Linked DNA regions of Homo sapiens: all the other regions are linked to region 1. Evidence: chromatin contacts called from ENCODE Hi-C or POLR2A ChIA-PET data. All regions are on one chromosome and are shown on one strand. The core of a region is the stretch at or near the end of the contact, and the rest is flanking DNA. Distances in the headings are between cores, read along the strand shown. Region 1 holds the start of CTU2 (cytosolic thiouridylase subunit 2). Region 2 holds the start of KLHDC4 (kelch domain containing 4). Region 3 holds the start of RPL13 (ribosomal protein L13). Region 4 holds the start of SPATA2L (spermatogenesis associated 2 like). Region 5 holds the start of BANP (BTG3 associated nuclear protein).

The links. A loop is a pair of places that touch in the nucleus more often than their neighbours do. ChIA-PET counts read pairs that join two places held with the same protein, here RNA polymerase II (POLR2A). Pooled maps may share reads with other maps.
Region 2: a map of ascending aorta shows a loop between it and region 1 (9-fold over the local background). The contact joins the promoter of KLHDC4 here to the promoter of CTU2 in region 1. A Hi-C loop is called at or near these places in 2 of 168 maps with a recorded cell type or tissue (CD8-positive, alpha-beta T cell and ascending aorta) and 8 of 50 pooled maps. POLR2A ChIA-PET finds 5 or more read pairs at or near these places in 1 of 52 experiments (H1).
Region 3: a pooled map shows a loop between it and region 1 (6-fold over the local background). The contact joins the promoter of RPL13 here to the promoter of CTU2 in region 1. A Hi-C loop is called at or near these places in 7 of 50 pooled maps.
Region 4: a loop to region 1 is called in a map of CD8-positive, alpha-beta T cell, with 6 times the contacts of the local background. The contact joins the promoter of SPATA2L here to the promoter of CTU2 in region 1. A Hi-C loop is called at or near these places in 1 of 168 maps with a recorded cell type or tissue (CD8-positive, alpha-beta T cell), 5 of 37 single-sample maps with no recorded cell type and 7 of 50 pooled maps. POLR2A ChIA-PET finds 5 or more read pairs at or near these places in 1 of 52 experiments (T-cell).
Region 5: a map of ascending aorta shows a loop between it and region 1 (17-fold over the local background). The contact joins the promoter of BANP here to the promoter of CTU2 in region 1. A Hi-C loop is called at or near these places in 5 of 168 maps with a recorded cell type or tissue (CD14-positive monocyte, CD8-positive, alpha-beta T cell, ascending aorta and 1 more), 6 of 37 single-sample maps with no recorded cell type and 17 of 50 pooled maps. POLR2A ChIA-PET finds 5 or more read pairs at or near these places in 1 of 52 experiments (activated CD4-positive, alpha-beta T cell).

The regions. Positions count from the first base shown.
Region 1 is chr16:88,704,486-88,709,335 of GRCh38, forward strand. It overlaps CTU2 (cytosolic thiouridylase subunit 2), which reads left to right and starts at 2,018. Exons shown (of 15, transcript NM_001012759.3): 1 at 2,018-2,113; 2 at 2,651-2,725. The coding sequence starts at 2,046. RNF166 (ring finger protein 166) reads right to left here and starts at 1,923. Exons shown (of 6, transcript NM_178841.4): 1 at 1,686-1,923. The coding sequence starts at 1,840. RefSeq lists an enhancer at 1,398-2,035 and silencers at 1,657-1,936, 1,977-2,286.
Region 2 is chr16:87,764,050-87,768,583 of GRCh38, forward strand. It overlaps KLHDC4 (kelch domain containing 4), which reads right to left and starts at 1,937. Exons shown (of 12, transcript NM_017566.4): 1 at 1,743-1,937. The coding sequence starts at 1,841. It overlaps LOC105371399 (a long non-coding RNA gene), which reads left to right and starts at 1,992. Exons shown (of 3, transcript XR_933871.3): 1 at 1,992-2,292. LOC102724467 (a long non-coding RNA gene) reads right to left here. Exons shown (of 4, transcript NR_120309.1): 4 at 2,282-2,375. RefSeq lists enhancers at 1,225-1,849, 1,833-1,892, 1,973-2,032.
Region 3 is chr16:89,557,145-89,561,931 of GRCh38, forward strand. It overlaps RPL13 (ribosomal protein L13), which reads left to right and starts at 3,538. Exons shown (of 6, transcript NM_000977.4): 1 at 3,538-3,568; 2 at 3,796-3,919; 3 at 4,083-4,224; 4 at 4,434-4,607. The coding sequence starts at 3,816. It overlaps SNORD68 (small nucleolar RNA, C/D box 68), which reads left to right and starts at 4,286; the gene lies at 4,286-4,357. It overlaps SPG7 (SPG7 matrix AAA peptidase subunit, paraplegin), which reads left to right. Exons shown (of 17, transcript NM_003119.4): 17 at 1-622. RefSeq lists silencers at 1,980-2,199, 3,741-4,010, 4,071-4,120 and an enhancer at 3,521-3,630.
Region 4 is chr16:89,699,038-89,703,558 of GRCh38, forward strand. SPATA2L (spermatogenesis associated 2 like) reads right to left here and starts at 2,668. Exons shown (of 3, transcript NM_152339.4): 1 at 2,591-2,668; 2 at 1,893-2,196. The coding sequence starts at 2,195. RefSeq lists an enhancer at 406-1,271 and silencers at 2,274-2,373, 2,544-3,263.
Region 5 is chr16:87,949,235-87,953,807 of GRCh38, forward strand. It overlaps BANP (BTG3 associated nuclear protein), which reads left to right and starts at 2,200. Exons shown (of 14, transcript NM_001386991.1): 1 at 2,200-2,281. RefSeq lists enhancers at 1,556-1,865, 2,125-2,767 and silencers at 2,056-2,355, 2,366-2,485, 2,516-2,575, 2,596-2,695.

The sequences.
Region 1 (4,850 bases), core at 768-3,267:
AGGAAAAGACATATTTGAAAAAGAAGGGCAAAGACCAATTTGTGCAGGTTAGGAAAGTGGAGATGCTGTGGCCGACCACACGGTGAAGGTGTTGGCACCCAAAGCCTACGGGAGGCTTTTCTAAAACAAGGCCTAAGTCAAGCCTCACAGCGCTCAGTAACAGATGAGAAGGTGCGGAACACACCTTCAAACACCCGCTACCTGCTCACAAGAAGGAAGTCCTGCCAGGCGCGGTGGCTCACGCCTGTCATCCCAGCACTTTGGGAGGCTGAGACGGGCAGGTCACCGGAGGTCAGGAGTTCGAGACCAGCCTGGCCAACATGGTGAAACCCCTTGTCTACTAAAAATACAGCAATTAGCCGGGCGTGGTGGCGGGTGCCTGTAATCCCAGCTACTCTGGAGGCTGAGGCAGGAGGATCACTTGAACCCAGGAGATGGAGGTTGCGGTGAGCCGAGATGGCGCCACTGCACTCCAGGCTGGGTGACAAGAGCAAGACTCTGTCTCAAAAAAAAATATTCCCGTTCAGAGGCTGCCCCCCCAAAATGTCACGGCTAAGTGAGATGGAGGAGCAGGGGCAGAGCCTGTAGCAGCCTCACAAGAGAAGTAGGTAGAGCTGTCCCAGCGTGGGCAGGCGCCTGTGCTGCCTGACACAGGTAATGAAGGCAGCTCTGCATCCTGACACTGGCCCTGCCACCTCCGTGGGTGACCAGCACACATCCACCTAGCAGTCCCAGCTCCCTCTGTACCAGGAGCCCCTGAAGTCAGCTGACTTTGCTTGCAAAATGTTCTAGAGCCTCCTACCAGTCTGGGTGCACCCCCCTCCACTCCACCACCTCAGCAGCTTGGATGTCTGCGGGGAAGCCCTCCTGCTCTCTCTCTCCCCTGCCACTGCTGATTTTGCTCAAGAGCTGTATTATTCAGCACTTAGGAGGGAGCAGACACTGATCTAGGCTTCCTCCCAACGGGGCTGGCAGCTCCAGAATACTTGAGCACAGCTCCCCGCCAGGAGAGCCACGTCCTCCAGTTTCTGTTCCTGAAACACCCTGGAGGAGCCGGCTGTGAGCCCTGGTGCAGCTGGAAACCCCAGCAAGGTGGTCAGTGTCTGCTCCTCTGTGGACCAGCCTGCCTGGCTACTCAGTGATCGGTGTGACTCAAGTTCTCCTTCAAACAAAACTAAGAACATCAGACTCCAAACAAGCCCCTCTAAACTTTAGGGAACTCCTTTCCTCTGTAGTCAAAACAGGCAGACAGCGGGTCCGAACAAGAGTTGATAGCAAAAACTACAAGTTATTTATTTACAACTGCCCATTCCAGCCGCACAAGCCCAAATCCACCACCACTGGCGGAGCGGTGGCACCTGCTGCCCTCTGAGTACCGGAGCGCCCGCCGCAGCCGCCGGGGACCCCGAGCTTGGGCAGGGCCGCAGGTCGCCCGGTGAACCGAAGCAGCAGTCGGACCGGGCGCCTGCGGCTGGCGCGAAGGAGGCTGGGCGGGGGATGAACGCGCCCAGAGGGCAGAGGCGGCGCGGCACAGGGAAACCCGGACCCCACGCGCCCCGAGGCCCCGGCGCCCCGAGTCCCCGCGCGCCCAGTCCGGAGCTGCACCGGGGCGGCCGCCGGCCTCGCGACCCCTCCCGCGGCGGGGCACGGCCCCCTCCCCGCGGCCCCTGGGCGGGCGCGCTCACGTGTGGCCGCAGCTGCCGATGGCCACGGGCCGGTGATAGACCTCCAGGCAGATGGGGCAGGTGTACTGCGCCTCCAGGCCGCTGTCGCCGCCCGCCGGCCCGGCCGGCGGCTGCCGCTGCTGAGCCGAGGCCACCAGGCTGCGGAACATAGCCATCCCGGGGCCAGGCCCGCGCCGCCCGCCGCCCGCTGTCCTGGCCCGGGCCGGCCCGCTAGTCACAGCCGCTACTGCGCCGCGCTGACGTCATCGTAGGGCGCCGCCCCCAGCCGGGCTTCGCGGCCGTCACGGCGCCACTCCGACGTCATCGGGGCGCGCCCTCGCGCTGTCGCCGCCACAGTCTGCGACGGGACCCGGCGTGCCCATGTGTCAGGTGGGCGAGGACTACGGGGAGCCGGCGCCTGAGGAGCCGCCCCCGGCGCCGCGGCCCAGGTAAGAGCTGGCGGCCGGACCCGCCAGGCCGCCCCTCGCCTTCCCGCCGCACTCCTGCCCCGAAGGGTCCCGGCCGGGCTTGCTCCGGGAAGCCCCGCGTGGAGAGCGGGACCTCGCTCCCTAGCACTCGGGGAATGCCTGTCAAGCGGTGACGGCCACCTAGAAGGGGACTTACTCCACTGGCTCGCGCCTCTCATCCTAGCAGCCACTGGGGACGGCTCTGCCGCTGACAGTGCTGTCCTTATTCGGAGAGAACTGGTGCCGTGAAGCTGTCTCGCCTCCCCGTGTCAGCCTTGGGAGACTGAAAAGCGGCCTTTATGTGCCCCCTGAGCCGGCTTTTCTAGGCTAAACATCCCCCCAGAGCCTTTGTTTTTCTTGAAGTTTGGACAGAACACAAGCCTGGGTTTGTGTGTGTACCGAGGTGCCTTTCTCTGACCCAACTCAGGGTGAGAAACAGGAGCTGTCTCCCCAAAGCCCACTAGGCGTGGGGAAGATGTGATCTGTGTTTCTCTCTTCTCCCCCCTCCCATCTCCAAAGCCGTGAGCAGAAGTGTGTGAAGTGCAAGGAAGCGCAGCCCGTTGTGGTGATACGAGCCGGAGATGCCTTCTGCAGGTGAGGCCTGGAGGTGGCTGAGACCCTGGCAAACATGGCCTCGCTAGCAGACAGGATAGCCGCAACTTGTGATGCTTTGTTAATTCTTTTTAAAAACATGTACTTACTTTATTCCTGCTCCTGATGGGGTCCCTCGTGCCCCTGGTGTTGAAGTGGAGGCGAAAGCATTGGTTTCCTGCTTGGGAAAGTTTCCCATGAGCTAGCCACAGATCCCCTGATGAGGTTTCTGATGGAACTTATGGGGACAGTTGGAAGTGGGGCCGTGGTGTCTAGACTGGGATAAGCTGTAGGAGGACCAGGCGTTTGGGGGCAGCTGGAATACATCTAGGGGCGGATCAGAGCATCTTGGGAACTTGGCAGATGGTCTGGGTGAAAGTTTTTAATCTCGTGTGAGATGCTTGTTTCATCTGTGGCAGGATAGAGGCTTGGAAGACCTCTAGCTTTCCCCCAGGCGCTTGTCATGTCTTTCTTGGCTTGTAGCCATTGTATTGTTCAGTTGTTTCCACTAGACTCATAGCTCCCTGAAGGGAGGACCAGGTCTCTCTCCTTTTAGCCCTCTTAATTCCCAGTGGTGGTGCGTGGTTTTTTTGTTGTTGTTGTTGTTTTTTTTGAGATGGAGTCTCCCTCTGTCACCCAGGCTGGAGTGCAACAGCTGGAGTGCATGATCCCAGCTCACTGCAACCTTTACCTCCTGGGTTCAAGTGATTCTCCTGCCTCAGCCTCCTGAGTAGCTGGGATTACAGGTGCCTGCCATCATGCCCGGCCAATTGTTTTTGTATTTTTAGTAGAGACAGGGTTTCACCATGTTGGCCAGGCTGGTTTCGAACTCCTGACCTCAAGTGATCCACCTGCCTCGGCCTCCCAAAGTGCTGGGATTACAGGCATGAGCCACCACACCTGGCCAAGATAGGTACTTCTTTAACCACCCAGGAGCATCTGAAATTGCCAAGAACACCAGGCTGCCGGCAGAATTCACTGAGGAGAGGCTGCTGTGGCTGTATGCTAGGCCCTTGTGGCCAGAAGGGCTTTTGCTGTGCTTGCTGGTCCCAAGGAACAGTGGGGAGCCGGCTCTCTAGGGGAAGGCCTTAGGAATCTACATCGAGCTGGGATCCCCAGGGATCATTCAGGTCAGCACGTGGGAGAAACCTTGGCCTTCCCTGACCCACAGGGGACAGCGTGGTTTCAGGAGCCCAGACGCAGCATGTACACGTGGACCCACCACGCTTGAATCCCAGCTGGTGGTGTAGGGCGCAGAGGCTCTCCTGGTCCACAGTGCGGAGGTGAAGCCCAGCACCTGTGTCTCCTTGTATGAGACTCCCCACGCCCAAAGCTGGGTCCTGGGGGTCACTTCCCATGTCCCAGCCTTGATACTTGCCAGTTACCTGCAGTCCCTCACCTGGCATCTTGCTGTTAAACACAGACTTGCTTTACTGTCTGTAAAGGAACCACAGGGGGGTCATTCGGCCTCTTGTACGTGGTATCCATTCAACGTAGGGAGGGACTGCTGTGCACATCAAGTGTGTCTGACAGGAAGGAAGAGACTTAGAGCCCCAGGTGCAGGGTGACTCTTGCAGTGGCATTGTCCGCTCTGTACCGGGTGCTGCTCTTCACCCTGCCTGCCAGGATTGCAGGAGAGCTTTAAAATGCAGACTCCTAGGCCTCACCCCTAGACAATTTGACTTAATTGGTTTGTGCAATTCTAACATACAGCCAGGGCCAAGAACCCCTGACGTAGTGAGCCAGAGTCAGATGGCTGGAAAGTTTATTATGAACAAAGATTACAGCTGGGCGCAGTGGCTCATACCTGGAATCTCAGCACTCTGGGAGGCCCAGGCAGGAGGGTCACTTAAGGCCAGGAGTTTGAGACCAGTCTGGGCAACAAAGTGAGACCTTGTCTCTACAAAAAATACAACAATTAGCTAGGCATGGTGGCATATATCTGTAACCTGTAGTCCTATCTACCTGGGTGGCTGAGGCAGAAGGATCACATGAATCGAGGAGTTTGAGGCTGCAGTGAGCTATAACTGTGGCACTGCACTCCAACCTGGGTGACACATCGAGACCCTGTCTCTTAAAAATGCAGTTCCCAGGCCTGGAAGTTCTGATTCTGTGGGGTTAGGGGAGG
Region 2 (4,534 bases), core at 687-3,186, 940 kb before region 1:
AGTTCTGTGGGAGCAGAATTCCAAACTGTCCCCAATCCTTCCCCCAATAATTGCCAGGACTGTGAAAGAATGGGATACCACTCTTGTGATTAGGTTGTATTACAGACACAGCTGAATTTAAGAAAGAGATGATCCTCTGTGGGTCTAGCCTAATCAGACGCCCACTTATTTTAAAAGTTTGTTTTGAGGGTTCATTCAGATAACATACAAACCCCAGGCCTGACAGGCTCTCTCTCTTAAGGGAAGCTACTGTTACAATCACCTTAGTATTGGGTACTGGAGGGAGACATGGAGATGAGTAAAAATGACAGGTAACTGGCGGGGCAAGGTGGCTTACGGCTTGTAATCCCAGCACTTTGGGAGGCCGAGGCGAGCGCATCACCTGAGGTCAGGAGTCCCAGACCAGCCTGACCAAAACGGTGAAACCCGGTCTCTATTAAAAATACAAAATTAGCTGGGTGTGGTGGTGCATGCCTGTAATCTCAGCTACTTGGGAGGCTGAGGCAGGAGAACCACTTGAACCTGGGAGGCGGAGGTGCAGTGAGCTGAGATCGCACCATTGCACTCCACCCTGGGCAACAAGAGTGAAACTCCTTCAAAAAAAAAAAAAAAAAAAAAAAAAAAAAGCAGAAAGCAGCTAACAGCTGGTTACTGAGTGCTTACTTTCTGCCAAGCACCATTCTGAAGATACCACACAGATGAACTGACTTCCTGTGCCACAACCCTAGCCAGCAGGTCATGCCACTGCAGCCCAGCCTAGGTGACAGAGCAAGACTCTGTCAAAAAAAAAAAAAAAAAAAAGAAAGAGCCTAAGAGGAGTGTGAGGGAAAAGTCCAACTCCATTATTTAAGAGATGAGGACATGGAGAGATCAATGACTTAGGAAGAAAAGGGACAAAGGACTGTGGTCAAGAGCTCCTGATTCAGGACATCTGGTCACATCCCAGTTCCATACCACTTCATGGTTCACCTGTTGGTCTTCCTGTCAAATGGGAATACCAGTGCTACGGAACTGACCTGCTCGTGAGGAGTAAAGCCCAGGGAGCTGTGCCTGGCGCACGGCAGGCCATAAAACTGGCCCCGGTTAGGGAATCCATGAGCAGCAGCCGCAGAACACTCAACCCCAAGGTCAGGACGGATCCTCCTGCAGACCCCGGGCTGAGGACCAGAGGGAAGGAGACAACCGTGATGGCCGCCATCAGCTGCTACGGGATACCCCGTGGCTCCAGTGCCTTCTTCACTTAACCATCTGCTGCTCACTGCTCAGGGCTGCTGTGATGATTATTTGCCCTCTTTTGAAAGAAAAGTAAGGTTCAGAAAAGTTAAGAGTCTTACTCCCAGACCACACATCATGCAGAGGCAGCCCCCGGCTCAACCTCAGGTCTTCCTGTGCCAAACCCCTCCCTCTTCTCACCACCCAGCCTCCCTTCAGAGGGAGGGTGGAGGGAGAAGGGAGGAGGGGGAGGAAACGCAGAAAAACGCCCGTGACACCACACTAAGAAAAGCAAGCACGTTAAAGGGGGCAGCTCCGAGAAGCGGACAGACACACGTGGAGACTCAGGAGGGGGCGGGCCCCGTCTGGGCTGCCCGGACGCGGCGCCGGGGCAGTTCCTACGGCCTCCAGCTCTCCCGCAGGGCCGGCGCGGCTCCCACGGCCGACCCGTAACCCCGGGGGGCGCAGGGAGTCGGCCGAGGCTGCACGGCCGCGACGTCGGGCCGCTAAGCCCGGTCTGACCCGCTCACCTCCTCCTTCCGCGAGCGCTTAGACACCTTCTTCTCCATCTTGGCGGCCGTCTTCTCCGCGCCGCGGCCCTTCTTCTCCTTCTTGCCCTTCTTGCCCATCTTGCCGGGTCCCAAGCCGCGACGGGACACCAGGAAAGAAAACGGCCCGCGCTCTCCGCTCGGAAACAGGTGCTCGTGGGGCGGAGCTCGGCGCACAGAAATGGAGTCACTTCCGGCCCCGAGTTCGAGCCGCTTCCGGGTAGAGGTGCGGCTGGGCCCTTTACGAGGTTCGGTCTTGGAGCTCCGTCTTCGGCAGCGGGCTCGGGGGCCTCGGACTCTGCATAAGGCCCCGGAAAAGATGACCGGCCCCGGGCTGGGCGCGGTGGCTCATGCCTGTAACCCTGGAGCTTTGGGAGGCCTTGGCGGGCGGATCGCTTGAGTCCAGGAGTTCGAGATCAGCCTGGGCAACAAAGCGAGACACCACCCCCCACCCCCAGTCGCTACAGAAGAAAAAAAAAAAAATTAACCGGGCGTGGTGTCTCGCGCCCAGTGGTCCTAGCTCCTCGGGAAGGTGAGGCGGGAAGATCGCTTGAGTCAAGGAGTTCCAGGCAGCAATGCGCCCCTGCACCCCAACCTGGGCGACAGAGCGAGATCCTGTTTCAAAAAACAAAAAAGATGGCAGCCCCGGCCTGACATACCCCGGCCATGCTCGCCAATTCTCACGCCCTGTGCCCCCACCTAGCCTGTCCCCGTGTCCTAGGAGACGTGCCCTCTGAGTTTTATTTTTTATTTCTATTTTTTTGAGGCAGGGTCTTGCTCTGTCGCCCAGGCTGGAGTGCGGTAGCGCGATCTCGGCTCGCTGTAACCTCCGCCTCTGGAGTAGCTGGGACCACAGGAGCCCACCACGCCCGGCTCATTTTCTCTTGAGTTTTCCGGGGTGCACGTGCCCCCCGTTAAGGCACATTGCTTCGCCCTGGGTAGAACTAAGTGGGCGACTCTTGGGCTAGCCCCATTTTTTCCCCTCAGACCAAACAAATGAGTGCTTTTTTCCCAGAAAAAAAATTTCACACAGTTATAAGATTTTGCAGATCCTGAGTAAGACAGTCCCTGCCGGGCGCGGTGGCTCACGCCTGTAATCCCAGCACTTTGGGAGGCCGAGGTGAGTGGATCACGAGGTCAGGAGTTCGAGACCAGCCTAGCCAACATGGTGAAACCCCCGTCTCTACTAAAACTACAAAAATTAGCCAGGCGTGGTGGTGGGCACCTGTAATCCCAGCTACTTGGGAGGCTGAGGCAGGAGAATTGCTTGAACCCAGGGGGCAGAGGTTGCAATGAGCTGAGATCAAGCCACTTCACTCCAGCTTGGGCAAAAGAGCAAAATTCCATCTTAAAAAAAAAAAAAAATGGGGGGGCCCTTCCACCTTCCCATTTAAAATGTGCCAGACACTGTTAGGTACTAAGGGCATGTCCTCAAATGTCCTAACATGGAGGACTTTTGTTTCTTCATAGGTAGGCTAGAGCTAATGATAGCACCCTGAAAGGGTACTCAATTTGTGGAGCCTGAGAAATAAAGATAGGTAATATCCAAATGCCTGCTAGGAAATTGTACTCTAGGATTTGCCTCAAATTACGTAAGAAATGGCAAAATCATCTGCAGTGCATGGAATGTTATGATTTGAAAGAGCAGAGTAAAAATGCTTATCACTACTTAGAAGATGTCATCTTTGGATGGGTAATCAAGGAATAAGGCAAATTAAGGACAAGGACAAGCCAAAATTTGGCAAAGGGAAAGCATAAATCAGGAAATAATCTAGTTTATTACTTTGTGTGTGAGTCAGCCTTTAAAAGTTCTCTTAGGCCAGGCGTGGTGGTTCATTCCTGTAATCCCAGCACTTTGGGAGGCTGAAGCGGGCTGATCACGAGGTCAGGAGTTCAAGACCAGCCTGGCCAATATGGTGAAACCCTGTCTCCACTAAAAATACAAAAAAAAAAAAAAAAATTAGCCAGGTGTGGTGGCACCCACCTGTAGTCCCAACTATTCAGGAGGCTGAGGCAAAAGAATCATTTGAACCTAGGCGGCAGAGGTTGCAGTGAGCGGAGATTGCACCACTGCACTCCAGCCTGGGCGACAAAGCAAGACTCCATCTCAAAAAAAAAAAAAAAAAAAGATGTTATCTTAGATCCAGCCAGGTGTGATGGCTCACGCCTGTAATCCTAGCACTTTGAGAGGCAGAGGCAGGCAGATCACCTGAGGTCAGGAGTTTGAGACCAGCCTGATCAACATGGTGAAACCCCATCTCCACTAAAAATACAAAATTAGACAGGCATGGTGGTGCGCACCTGTAATCCCAGCTACTCGGGAGGCTGAGTCAGGAGAATGGCTTGAGCCTGGGAGACAGAGGTTGCAGTGAGCCGAGACTGAACCACTGCACTCCAGCCTGGGCAACAGAGCTAGACTCCGTCTCAAAAAAAAAAAAAAAAAGAAGAAGTTAACTCGGCCAGGCGTAGTGGCTCACATCTGTAATCCCAGCACTTTGGGAGGCCAAGGTGGGCAGATCACGAGGTCAGGAGTTCAAAACCAGCCTGGCCAACATGGTGAAACCCCGTCTCTACAAAAATACAAAAAAATTAGCCAGGTGTGGTGGTGTGCACCTTTAATCCCAGCTACTCAGGAGGCTGAGGTAGGAGAATTGCTTGAACCGGGAGGAAAGGTTGCGGTGAGCCCAGATCACGCCATTGCACTCCAGCCTGGGCAGCAAAAGCGAAACTCTGTCTCAAAAACAAAAAAAGTTACCTTAGATCCAATCAATGAC
Region 3 (4,787 bases), core at 2,288-4,787, 850 kb after region 1:
CAGCCACCCTGAGTTGCTTTTCAGCTGAGGTTTGCACTTCCTCTCGCGGCCCTCAGTAGTCCCTGCACAGTGACTTCTGAGATCTGTTGATTGATGACCCTTTTCATGATTTTAAGTTTCTCTGCAGAAACTACTGACGGAGTCCTGTGTTTGTGAGTCGTTTCCCCTATGGGGAAGGTTATCAGTGCTTCCCGAGTGAGCATGGAACACTTCGAGTTCCCAGGGTTATAGACAGTCGTTCCCAGTGTGGCTGAGGCCACCCAGAGGCAGCAGAGCATTCAGACTCCAAACAGACCCCTGTTCATGCCGACGCTTGCACGACCGCCCCAGTTCCTGTGGCTCCCTCGGAATGCTAAGGGGATCGGACATGAAAGGACCCTGTGAGCCGATTGTCCTATCTCCAGCGGCCCTGTCATCCAGCTCACTCATCAATGGGGCCAGTCAGGCCCAGGCACTGGGCTCCGGAGGACTCACCACTGCCCCCTGCTGCCATGTGGACTGGTGCAAGTTGAGGACTTCTTGCTGGTCTAGTCACGCATGCAGTGTTGGGGATGCCTTGGTTTTTACTGCTCTGAGAATTGTTGAGATACTTTACTAATAAACTGTGTAGTTGGAAAATCTACATTTGCATTGTCTGGCCAGCTCTAATGCAGAGGAGCTGGTGGGCTTGCCCTGGATCACAGGGTCTTGTGGTTTCAGTTTATAATTTGAGTAATGCAGGGACTAAGTGAAAAACTCCTTCTGTAGGAATCTGGGGCCTGGACCCCGTAGGGATAGAAGACGACCCAGGACACCCTGGCCCTGAGTTCCGGGGCATGCGGCTCCCACTCCGGCCCCCTTGCTTCTGCCCTCCCTGTGGTGCAGTGACGTGAGTGGATTGTCCTCTTGTTGCTGCAACACTGAAACGCTGGCGGAGCAGTAAGGAGGCAGCCACAGGTGCAGTCACACACCCGAGGGTGGCATCTCTGAGAGATGCCTTGACCTTTGCCCCAGTTCTCCAAATCCAAAGACCAGCACATCGATGGGAGGGTTTTAGCTGGTGTAGCCAAGGGTAGTGTCCTCGGTAATTGTTTTTTTTTTGCTGTTGTGTTGGTTTTTGGCAGAGTCTTGCTCTGTCGCCCAGGCTAGAGTGCAGTGGCGCCATCTCGGCTCACTGCAGCCTCGATCTTCTGGGCTCAAGCAATCCTCCTGACTCAGCCTCCCAAGTAGCTGGGACCGCAGGCACGCACCATTATGCCCGACTAATTTTTGTACTTTTTGTAGAGACAGGGCTAGACTCGAATTTCTGAGTTCAAGTGATCCTCCTGCCTTGGCCTCCCAATGTGTTGGGATTACAGGTGTGAGCCACTGTGCCAAGCCTTTTGTGAAATTAATTTATTATTTTTTAATTATTATTTGTTTTTGGAGATGGAATCTTGCTCTGTAGTCCAGGCTGGAGTGCAGTGGCACGATCTTGGGTCAGTGCAACCTCCGCCTCCCGGGTTCACGCCATTCTCCTGCCTCAGCCTCCCAAGTAGGTGGGACCACAGGCGCCTGCCACCACGCCCGGCTAATTTTTTGTATTTTTAGTAGAGTCGGGGTTTCACCATGTTAGCCAGGATGGTCTCGATCTCCTGACCTCGTGATCTGCCTGCCTTGGGCTCCCAAAATGCTGGGATTACAGGTGTGAGCCAGCACGCCCAGCTCTTAAATTTTTCATTTTTGAGACGGAGGCTTAACTCTGTCACCCAGGCTGGAGTGCAGTGGTGCAGTCTCGACTCACTGTAACCTCTGCCTCCTGGGTTCAAGTGATTCCCCTGTCCTACTCTCTGGAGTAGCTAGGATTACAGGTGTACACAACCACACATGGCTAATTTTTGTATTTTTAGTAGAGGCGGGATTTTGCCATGTTGGCTAGGCCGGTCTCCAACTCCTGACCTCAGGTGATCCACCCGCCTCGGCCTCCCAAAGTGCTGGGATTTACAGGCATGAGCCACCGTGCCTGGCCTGTGAAATACTTTTTTTTCTTTTTGAGACTGAGTCTTGCTCTGTTGCCCAGGCTAGAGTGCAGTAATGTGATCTTGGCTCACTGCAACCTCTGCCTCCCCAGTTCAAGCAATTCTGGTGACTCAGCCTCCTAAGTAGCTAGGATTACAGGCATGCGCCACCACGCCCAGCTTTTTTGTATTTTTAGTAGAGACAGGGTTTCACCATCTTAGCCAGGGTGATCTCAAACTCTTGACCTCGGCTGATCCGCCCACCTCAGCCTCCCAAAGTGCTGGAACTGTGAAATTCTTAAAATGTGGATTACGTTGGCCAGGCACGGTGGCTCACGCCTGTAATCCCAGCACTTTGGGAGGCCCAGGCGGGCGGATCGCGAGGTCAGGAGATCGAGACCATCCTGGCTAACACAGTGAAACCCCGTCTGTACTAAAAATACAAAAAATCAGCTGGGCGTGATGGTGGGCGCCTGTAGTCCCAGCTACTTGGGAGGCAGAGGCAGGAGAATGGCGTGAACCCGGGAGGCAGAACTTGCAGTGAACAGAGATCGCACCACTGAACTCCAGCCTGGGCAACAGAGGGAGACTCCGTCTCAAAAAAAAAAAATAATAATAAGTTTTACCAGGAGGAAGCGTGGTGATTGGGTGAGGGTAGGGAAGAAAGAGGGTTATTGGGATTTAAAGGTTTCCAGGTAGCAGTAAGATGGATGGTGCCTTCACAGACTTATACTAGAGAAGAGATGGCTTTTTGTTGATGCTTTTCTTTGTGAAGGAAGGCAGTAGGCACAGCAGGTCAGAGTGTGACATTTTCAGTCGGGTACCCCTGACCTTAGAGAAGTCACCTAATCCTGGGCCAAGGGAAAGCGACAGAGGCCAACAGTAACTCCGTCTACTAAAATACCAAAAATTAGCAGGGTGTGGCGGCGGGCGCCTGTAATCCCAGCTACTCGGGAGGCTGAGGCAGAATTGCTTGAACCTGGGACGCGGAGGCTGCAGTGAGCCGAGATCGCGCCATTGCACTCCAGCCTGGGCGACGGAGCGAGACTCCGTCTCCAAAAAAAAAAAACAAAAAAAAAAACCACAAATGTTCTAAATGGATGGGAGGAGAATAAACGCTGGAACGACAAGGACGAAGGCCTTAGGTTGCGCAAACTCGGATGTCACTGAAGTTTTTCTGCCTTTGCGCTGCAAACGTGTCTCACAAATGTGAACAAACAGAATTCCTCGGGCGTCGCCCGTTCGCCGTCGGCCCAGATACCGGACTCGCGCGCGTTAGCCCGCAAGACAGGACTCGGCCGCGGCCCGCGCAGCGGCTGAAGCGCCGGGGCAGTAACGGCGGACGTCAAGCAAGTCCGGCCGTCGGTTACTCAGGGCCCAGGAATCACGGCCGCCCCGCCGCATTCTCAGCGGCAACATGTCTGCGACGGCGGCCCTAGGGCTGCCGGGAGAGCCGCGGCGACGTCAGTTCCTCCTTTCGGGGCTCTGATTGGTCAGAGCGCCCGGCGCTTCTGGTTGGCCGGCCCTGCTATCATCCCAGAGTGCATTGCGGGGCCGCTTCCTTTCCGCTCGGCTGTTTTCCTGCGCAGGAGGTGAGGGAGACTGGGTCCTGGCCTTTGGGCATCATCCAGCGCCATCGGCCTGGCGCTTCAGCCAACGCGGGAGTGGATGGGCCCCTTCTTCTTCGCAGACAGCGTTCGGCCGCTGCCCGGGCTCTAGGCGCGGCCGGACGGCCCAGTCTGGAGGGTTCGGGGCGGAGGCCCGGGGGGGTGCGCGCGCCCGGGGTCCGGCCTCTCACTCGCTCCCCTCTCGTCCGCAGCCGCAGGGCCGTAGGCAGCCATGGCGCCCAGCCGGAATGGCATGGTCTTGAAGCCCCACTTCCACAAGGACTGGCAGCGGCGCGTGGCCACGTGGTTCAACCAGCCGGCCCGTAAGATCCGCAGGTGAGCCCTGCGCTCGGGGCTGCCCCTGGGGCTCGTGCCCGCGGCTGCGCCTTGGCTTGCGGGTGGCCGATGCCAGGGCGGGGGGCGCTGTCTGCAACCGTCGCGGAGCGCTGGCCTGGCGGCCTTAGGCAAGGGTGACCGCCGCTGCGCTTCTCTCCACCAGACGTAAGGCCCGGCAAGCCAAGGCGCGCCGCATCGCCCCGCGCCCCGCGTCGGGTCCCATCCGGCCCATCGTGCGCTGCCCCACGGTTCGGTACCACACGAAGGTGCGCGCCGGCCGCGGCTTCAGCCTGGAGGAGCTCAGGGTGAGTACTGGCAGCGCTGCGGTGTCAGGAAGGCCCCGAAGTCCCCTCTGTTGGCCTCAGTCGCGTGATGACATTCTCCGGAATCGCTGTACGGCCTTGATGAAAGCACATTTGAACCCTTTTCCATCTGATTGCTGAGGCTTTTCATCCAGGCCTCGGGGCTGGAGAAAGCCCGGGCCTGTCTCCATCTCTCTCTGGTTCTGGGGCAGGTGGCCGGCATTCACAAGAAGGTGGCCCGGACCATCGGCATTTCTGTGGATCCGAGGAGGCGGAACAAGTCCACGGAGTCCCTGCAGGCCAACGTGCAGCGGCTGAAGGAGTACCGCTCCAAACTCATCCTCTTCCCCAGGAAGCCCTCGGCCCCCAAGAAGGGAGACAGTTCTGTGAGTACACGGCTCTCTGGCCGTCCTGGTGCGCGGGGACAGTGAGGCTTGGCTCCTTTATCAGTGACACCGGTCCCTGGGTCTTGCTGGGGTGAGAAGAACCAAAACATTGTGGGTGATGAGCTAAGCGGGACTGCTAAGGTTCACCTGTGCGTTTCCGCAGAGATAACCTTAATGGAC
Region 4 (4,521 bases), core at 1,418-3,917, 1.0 Mb after region 1:
GGCCTCCCGAAGTGCTGGGATTACAGGTGTGAGCCACCGCACCTGGCCGAATTTCTTAAATTTAATGGAAAAAACAATGAATACATTAACCTAGCTCACAAATCAGAACAAAATGAAGAGCCCCTGTACTGAGAAATTCCACTGTCTTCTGTCCCACCGCTCCCTTCACCCCTGGAGATGGCCTCATCTAATTAGTTTTGAATGTACTTGCCCAGGTGTTTGTTTTGCAAACCCAAATACAGATTTCGTTTGCTCCTCGTATGAGGTAGTCCCCCCTTTTTTTTCACCTCTTTGTAAGGTCTCTAACCAAAGCTAGACAGGTAGCCTCTTAAACGTGTTGTTCTGAACTTTGTTTTTTTCCACTACAGTCTTGCAGACAAGGACAGAAGCTGTAACGTTCATTCCCCCTGCTGTGTAGTATTCCACCATGGGGGTGACACGTCTGTTTTCAGCGCTCTCCAGAGGCTGTCCATGCACTGGGCTGACAGCCGTGGGACGGTAGAAGGGTGAGTGCTCTTTTTTTTTTTTTTTTGAGACGGAGTCTCACTCTGTCACCAGGATGGAGTGCAGTGGCTCGATCTCTGCTCACTACAACCTCCACCTCCCAGGTTCAAGTGATTCTCCTCCCTCAGCCTCCTGAGTAGCTGGGATTACAGGCGCGTGCCACCACACCCAGCTCATTTTTGTATTTTTTAATAGAGACGGGGTTTCACCATGTTGGTTAGGCTGGTGTCAATCTCCTGACCTCGTGATCTGCCCACCTCGGCCTCCCAAAGAGCTGGGATTACAGGCGTGAGCCACCGCGCCCGGCCTGGCTGAGTGCTTTCTAGCCTACACTTAGGTGAAGAACTAAAGGAGCTCAGGACAATCACTGCGAGCGTCTCCTGACTCTCAAATTCCCTAACTCCGGGACTCCTAGCATCTAATGCCTGGACACGGCCCACGTGTGGAGCGCCCAGTGCCTGCAGCACTGAGCTCGGGGCTTTGATTCATTCCTCTGGCCCCATGAACTGGACTGTTCCCGTGTCGCTGTCTCAGGAGGAAAGGGGCTGACAGAGATTAGCTAATTTGGCCAAGTCCTCGCGGCCAGGAAGCAGCAGAACTAAGTCCAAACCAGGGCTGTCCGGCACTGAAGCCGGTTATTCCCCCGCCCCGCCCCCTGGGAGGCCTCAAGGGCGGGCCTGTCCGTCCTCTCTCATGAATGAAAGTCCTGGCGCCTCCGACCAGCAGGTGTCCCCGGGGAGCCGCGGAGAGACTGCCGCTGCCATGGCAACCGGCGGAGGCGTAGCTCGCCCACGTGCCCAGTGACGTCATCGGCTTCCTACTCTTCCGAATTAGCTCAGAGCTCCCGGCGGCCCTGCCCCCTCCTGCCGCCAGGAGCTCACCTGGAGAGGCCAGGCCAGCCCTGGGCACAGCCTCCCGCCCCAGGCCGTGGAGTTCACTAGGTCTGAGCCCAGCCCTGAGACTTCACAGGGATGCACCCATCTGCAGTCCTCCCAGCCTCGGCGGCCTCCTCTGCAAATGGGATTGGCCCATAACCTGGAGGAATTAGGATGACCATGGGAACTCAAGTCCCTTCTGTGCCCCCGTCCTAAGATTTCCATGGCAACTGGGGCCGCGAGGCCTCTTAGGGAAGACACTGACGCAAGCTCTCAGGGCAGGACCCCGTAGGCAGCACCCAAGCCTGCCCTCGCCCACCCCATGTTCTCAGCCCTAGGAGTGGGTGCCCCCACACGCCCACGACCCCTCAGCGCTCGGAGCCTTGAGGAGCCCACCAGGCACTGAGGACACTTGAAGCCCCTCTCTCTCGAAAGGCGTGGTCCCCCATGGTCGGCGGCCCCGCGACCCGCAGGCCAGGACGAGGGGCGCGCTCCTCCTGGCCTGGCGCCTACCTTGATGGTGGTGAACTCCTTCCTCCAGGGCAGCAGGTACAGGTGCACCGCGGCGAGCTCCAGAAGCTCGAAGGCGCGAGCCAGGCCGCGTAGCGCGGGCGCCAGGTCGGCGCGGCCCCACAGCCCGTCGGTGAGCAGAGCCAGCGCGTCGTCCTGCAGCGCCCCGTGCAGGTCGAAGTCCTCCACCAGGATCTGCCAGAGCACCGCGCGCAGCGAGGGGTCCCCGCACACGCCCGCGCGGCCCCGTCGCAGCTCGCGCTCCAGGCACTGGCGGTAGTCCTCGGACAGCGAGCTGCTGCCCATCCTGCGGCGGACGGGGGTCGGGGGGGTCAGGGACCTAAGGCCGCGCCCAGCCCGCCGCGCTCTCCCCGAACCCTCACCCAGCGTCCCCAGGACCCCTCGAGCCTGGAGACCCCGCCCCCAGCGGCTGGGCGCCCCCGGTATCTTCGGCACCCCCTACGCTGGAGACCTCGGCCCCATCAGCTGCCCGCCCACCCAGCGATCCAGGCCCCTCCAGTTGAGCGCCCCCGCACCTCCAGCCCCTCCCTCCAGCCTGGGTACCTCGGCCTTCCAGGGGCGCCCCCGGTTATCGACCGCACCCTTCTCTAGAGACGCGCTTCCGCCCGCTGAGCCCTCTCCCGACCAGAGCCCCTTCGCCCGGCAGATGGAGCTGCGGATCCCGCGGGTGACGGCGCTACCTGTCTGTCCCCAGCGGTCTCCGGCCGCCGCGGATCAGTTCGGGCCTCCCCGCGCGCCGCGCGCTTCCGCCGGGAGTCGGCTCCGCCCGGGGTCCGCGGCCGTGACGCTGGGGGCGGGGCGGGGCTTGGCGCAGGCCCCGCCTCCGAATAATTTAGGAGGGGCGGGGCCTGGTGAAAGGGGAGGAGGAGGTGTCAGCCCGGCCGAGCCCCTGCGCGAGGCACCCCGAGAGCCTCCTGTCACCGCGTCGCCCGTCTCCTCGCGGGACCGGTATCGTTCACGACGCCGCTGGGCCGAGGGCTGCGGGCTCATGGCAGGCGCTCAGGGAACGTTGTGCCTGGGCCGCTCCTCCCCACGAGACAGGGACCCAGCCCCAGGCGACCCGGCCGCGGGGAAGCAGGTGCGCGGGCTCGTCCCCTGGGGGGTGGGGCCACCGGCATTACCTGGCGGGGATTGGCTGGATCCTGGGAAGAGCCTTTCCTGCGGGGCGGGGCCACCTGCATTACCTGGCGGGGATTGGCCGGATCCGGGGGCGGGCCTCCCCTGTGGGGCGGGGCCATCCCCTTGAGGGAGGGGCCCGCGGCACGGAAGGTGGGCGGAAGGACAAGCCTTTCAGCCTCGTCTGAAACAGCAGCCTCAGGTGGATGCGGGGACCTCAGATTCTGTTTATGCTGGCTCCGCTTCCCGGCCTCCTGCACTTGCCATCTGCAGCCCTTGAGAGCATCGTCTGGGCGGGTCTCTGAGGCAGGGCGAAGCCGCCCCCCTCTCTAGGCTAAAAGCTGACCTGGGCTGCGGATCCACCCAGGCTAAATCTGGGCCACGACTTCCCGGGGACGTTTTCTTCGCTCGGGTTCCTCTGTTCTGTGCTACAGCCACTTTCTCGCATTGCCCAGAAGTAGAGGAGGATGAGGGAGACCCTTGGAGGTCCCAGCCGAAACCCACCCCTACCCCACACCCCCGCTTTGGGCAGGCTTTGCTACTTCACGTCTGTGTCCCTCATCTCTCCAGGCCACCAAAACCAAGGCCCAAGTTTGTTGAAACTTTCCCTGGGCCTGGGCGGCGAGGTCCCCCCTTTTTCTTAGATTTTTTACCTGGAAGTTCCCTGCTGGCATCTTAGAAATAGTGATCATGACCGGGTGCGGTGGCTCACGCCTGTAATCCCAGCACTTTGAGAGGCCGAGGCGGGCGGATCACCTGAAGTCAGGAGTTCAAGACCAGCCTGGCCAACATGGTGAAACCCCGTCTCTATTAAAAATACGAAAGTTAGCCGGGCGTGGTGGCACATGTCTGTAAGCCCAGCTACTTGGGAGGCTGAGGCAGGAGAATTACTTGAACCTGGGAGGCAGAGGTTGCGGTTGCAGTGAGCTAAGATCGTGCCACTGCACTCCAGCCTGGGTGACAGAGCGAGAATGTCTGGAAAAAAAAATCGTGATGCAGTCGGTGGATCTCCCTGAGTTATCTAGGTGGCCACCTCTGGACAGGGAGCTCTTTTACTTACTGTTTACTGAACTCACTCTTGGTGCCCAGTGCCACCATGGGTCCACACCAGTCCTCAGGACAGCTAACTTCGTAAGTCTCATCTTTATTCTTCTTCTGATGCGGAGGAGGGTGGAGGTAACTGTTCTGCCTTTGTCCTCACTGAATTTGGCAACACCAGTCCATCCATCCAGCAGTGGGCCTAGCTCTCCTCCCATAGGCCTGGGTGGGTTTTTGCACCTGCCTCAACCCATGGAATAGAACTGATGTGGAATGAATTCCAAGGCTAAATCATAAACATGCCATACCCTGGCCTTGTCTTGAGATCCTTGGCCTCTGACATGGTTTGGTTCTGTATCCACACCCAAAATCTCATCTTGAATTGTAATCCCACAGGTCTGGAGCAGGACCAGGTGGAGATAATTAAATCTTGGGGGCAGCTTCCTCCATGCTGTTC
Region 5 (4,573 bases), core at 950-3,449, 760 kb before region 1:
TCCAGACACGGACTTGGGAATGTTTTGAAACAACAGGAACGACATCACCCTAGGTTTGTGTTTTCAAGCCAGATATTCCGGCGTGGATGCTAAGAATTCTTACATGGGCAAGTATTAATATTTGAATGCAGCCGTGATTGAGGTGGAGGTGGAGACAAAAGGCGTGCGTCCCTAGAACATGTTTTGTCCCCACTGCCGGAGGGAATATTCTGTGTCAGCTATCGCACGCACCCTTTCCCTCCATGTGAGTGGACTCCACACTCTAAGCAAGGCGCTCTGGACTGCAAACTCAGCTTGTGCCTCTCTCCAGCCCTGTGGCCTCGCTGGACAATTTTTCTAATCTCTTTGGAGCTGATCTTCATGTTGAAAAAGGACAAGTCCCATCTTCAGATCAACACCTGTCCCAGCGCTGCCATTTTGCCAAGGCTCCTCCTTGGAGTGTTTGTAAGGCACTTTTGCCACGAAGTAACCCAGCCACCAGCCTCAGTGGAACCTCCAAGCCTAATTCTGGAGGAGACTTTAACTCGGTAAGGTTGCCCAAGGTCGCATAGCCCATGACTGCGCTGAATCCTGTTTTTATTATTGGCAAAAGGGAGTTGGGCAGGAAATTCAAGGTAAAGCATTTTGTTTTTCTTTCTTTCTTTTTTTTTTTTTTTTTCTTGAGACGGAGTCTCGTTCTGCTGCCCAGGCTGGAGTCCAGTGGCGCCATCTCGGCTCACTGCAAGCTCCGCCTCCCGGGTTCACGCCATTCTCCCGCCTCAGCCTCCCGAGTAGCTGGGACTACAGGCGCCTGCCACCGCGCCGGGCTAATTTTTTGTATTTTTAGTAGAGACGGGGTTTCACCGTGTTAGCCAGGATGGTCTCGATCTCCTGACCTCGTGATCCACCCGCCTCGGCCTCCCAAAGTGCTGGGATTACAGGCGTGAGCCGCCGCGCCCGGCCAGCATTTTCTTTTTCCCAGTGAAAATAGCTGCCTCGCCCTGTGTTTGGGAGCTCAAAGGCATTCTTGCTCATTGCAAATAATTGAGGAAACAGAGGCGAGTATAAAGAAGAAAATGAAAGGCAAGGTAATCCTAGATTAGCAGAGGGAGATAACCAGGAATGACATTTCTGGGAACTGCGCTATGGTTTGGGAATTTTTTCCTGTGATTACCCACAAACGCACATTTGCACATTTATTCTACGTGTGCACATTCACGTCATCACTTTTTTTTTTTTTGAGACAGAGTCTCGCTCTGTCGCCAGGCTGGAGTGCAGTGGCGCGATCTCGGCTCACTGCAACCTCTGACTCGCGGGCTCAAGCGATTCTCCTGCCTCAGCCTCCCGAGTAGTTGGGATTACAAGGCGCCCGCCACCACGCCCGGCATAATTTTGTATTTTTAGTAGAGACAGGGTTTCGCCATGTTGGCCAGGCTGGTCGCGAACCCTTTACCTCAGGTGTTCCGCCCGCCTTGGCCTCCCACAGGGCTGAGATTACAGGCGTGATCCACCGTGCCCGGCCGCCATCACTTATTTATATTATGTGTTACCTATAGGACTTATCTAAGACCATAATCACTGCCGCGTGTGCTAAGTCCCGCGCGCGTGCACTCAGGCCCCTCTGGATAGACACTGGGGACCCCTGACCACTTATGTCAGGGAAAACGCCACCAAGCGCTCCGGAACCTCAGGGCAGGACCCGCCGCAGCAGCAGGTAGGACCCGCTGGGGGCGCACAGCCCACCTGAGACATCGTAACTACAAGTCCCAGCAACCCTTGGTGCGGGGACAGGACGGGCCACCGGAGTCCGGAGAGACTACAAGTCCCGGCAGGCATGGCCCAGACGCAGGGACTACGAGTCCCCGAATGCATGGCTCCCAGCTTGCGCAGGGCACCCTGGGAGGTGTAGTAGTTGAGGGAGCTAATGCGTATTCATTCCGTCTCAAAGAAGATGCAAATTCCTCAGACCGTCCACTGAGGTGATTGTTCTCACGCAGGCCATGGGCGTGGGCGAAAAACGGGGGGAAAAAAGCCCTGGGAAGCCGGTACCGTCGCGGAAGAAGGCCGCCTGCGCATGCTCACCAGGAGGCCGAGCGGGAAAAGCGCGCGCAGCTGGCCTCACTGCCACAGGGGTGCCCCGCCCCCGGGCCCGCGCGCCCAGTGAGCCTGCGCGGAGGGCGGGGGCCGAGCGTCGCGGGGAGGGGCTCGCGGCGCCTGCGCAGAGCGGCGGCTTCTCTCGCGAGGACGGACGCCATTATCGCATCTCCCCGACAAACACCACGAGAATTCCGCAGCCCACACGGTAATTGCAGCTCCCGCAGCCGGTCGCGCCTCCGCCTCCCCCTTCCCGCGGGGCGAGAGCGAGAGCGAGATCTCCCTCCTCCCTCCTCCTCCCGCCCGCCGGGCCGCCCGCGCCGCAGCCCCGCCGCCGCCAACCGCCCGGGCCGGGCGATCGCCCCCCGGGCCCCGCTCCCCGTCCCCGGCCGCGCCCCGGAAGAGGGGCTCCCGCTTCCTCGCTTCCGCACCCCCGGCCCCACCGCGCCCGGCGTCCGTTGAGCCGCGGCTGCCGCAGCCCGGCCCGGGGGCCTCGCGCTCCCGACCTCTGTCCCGGGCCTCGCCCCGCGGGAAGGACCCGGAGCCACGGCGGGGAGACTGGAAAGGCCTAGAACCGCGCCCGGGCTCCTCTGGGGCCCGAAGTCTCCCAAGGGGGTCGCTCCTGCCAGCCAGGCGGGAGCGACAGGCATCGTTTTTGTGCCTCCTCCGTGGCTGTGGACCGGAGCCCCATAGCCCAGGACTTGCACACGCAAGGGGCGCTCTCGGGGACCGCAGACCTCGGCGACGACCCCAGCCCGTCCCCCGAGGGGCCCCGATGAACGAGGACCTCGGGGTGCCCCCTCCCCAGCACGTTTGTGCGATTTCTGTGATCTAGTCCTTAAGGAAGGTGGCCGTTTTCTTTTTCCCCCCTAGGATGCAGAAAGTAGATGACATTCCATCCACACTGTGTGAGCAAATTGGAGAGATTGCCTTGATAGAGGACTGATGTTTTTCACTGATGAGATGGTAGGGGTTGTCTTGCTATTGGAGAAATACATCATCCCTGAAGAACTGTGAGCAAGTGGAGCGAGTGTGGGCTTTGAAGGGTAGCGAGCTTGCACCCTGACCGGGGAGGGCCCGGGTCACACAGTTGTTGATGTGGAACAGGTAATTGCCCTGTTTGGAGTTGCCTGTTCTGCCCAGGAATGTACTCCAGGGCCTGATGGCGATGCTGGAACTCGCACTACAGTAAATAATTGATAAGAGGAGGCAGTTGTAGGGTTCACTTTTAGCTGGAAGTTCTTAGGGGACAGAAAAATAACTTGGAGTAGTGAGTGGTTCTGAGTAAGCTCAGGAAACGTCAAATAAAAACTGGATCTGGTCATTTAACACGCAGCTCGCAGATATCCAGTGCTAGAAGAAAACACCAAAACGCGGTAAAATTCTGTATGTGGGTCCACTTCCCGTGTCTGGCGATTAAAATAAGAATATATTCTTGCGATGTTGGATTCTGTCATCATTGGCGTTAATATTTTTATTTTTTTGGAGATAGGGTTTCACTCGGTCCCCGAGACTGGAATGCAGTATCGTGATCTTGGCTCACTGCAGCCTCGGCCTCCCTGGCTCAAGTGATCCTCCCACCGCAGCCTCCTGAGTAGCTCGGACCACAGACGCCACCACCCCGGCTAATTTTTGTATTTTTCGTAGAGAGGGGGTTTCGCCTTGTTGTCCAGCCTGGGGCTTTAATCTTTTTAAAAAAGAGCTTCCATTTGTGATTCCACGCTGCGTGGGGGCAGCTCAACATCTCGGGTGCTTCATCATGACCCAGGAGGCAGAGGCTGCGTCCACTTTATAGATGAGGTGACTAGGCCCGCAGACACTAAGGGACTTGCTCAGATTTACAGAGCCAGGGTTCGAATTCAGTCTGTCTGAAGCCTATGTTCTTAAAAAAAAAAGCCCATATATTTAGTATTTTAATCAATATAATGTATACAATAGGAACGTCAATGAAAGACTTACAATGAAAAGCAATGGTCCCCTGCCCCACCTCTCAGCCCCGTTCTTCAAAGAGGTTTACATCTTGAGTGGTTTCTTTAGGTCATTCTCCACAGCTCTGAGTAAGCTGATCCTTTTTATTTTTTTCTTGAGATAGGATCCCCTGATGTTGCCCAGGCCGTACTCGAACTCCTGAGCTCAAGTGATCCTCAGCCTCCTTAGTAGCCGCTAATACAGGTGTGAGTGACTGCACCTAGCTCTAAGCTGATATTTTGTATTACACAGCCTTGTCTTTCTATTACGATGGGGTGATGGAGCCCTTCTGTCATATCCCAACTCTTCTATCCCCTGGACTGTCTGTGTTAGGCCTATGCAAATACTGTTCTCTTCACGGACAAATTGAGTGTTTCCCTTCCTGTACAGCGTGGATTTTTCTGTTAGTCATGGCTTTTCTCTTGGCACTTTCTGTTCCCATCGACTCCTTACATTGTTTTAAATTCTCAAGGATAGTGTCAGGTCCCCTTTCTCCTTCAGCCCCTGTCCTTCTCATCTGGATGGGTTAGCT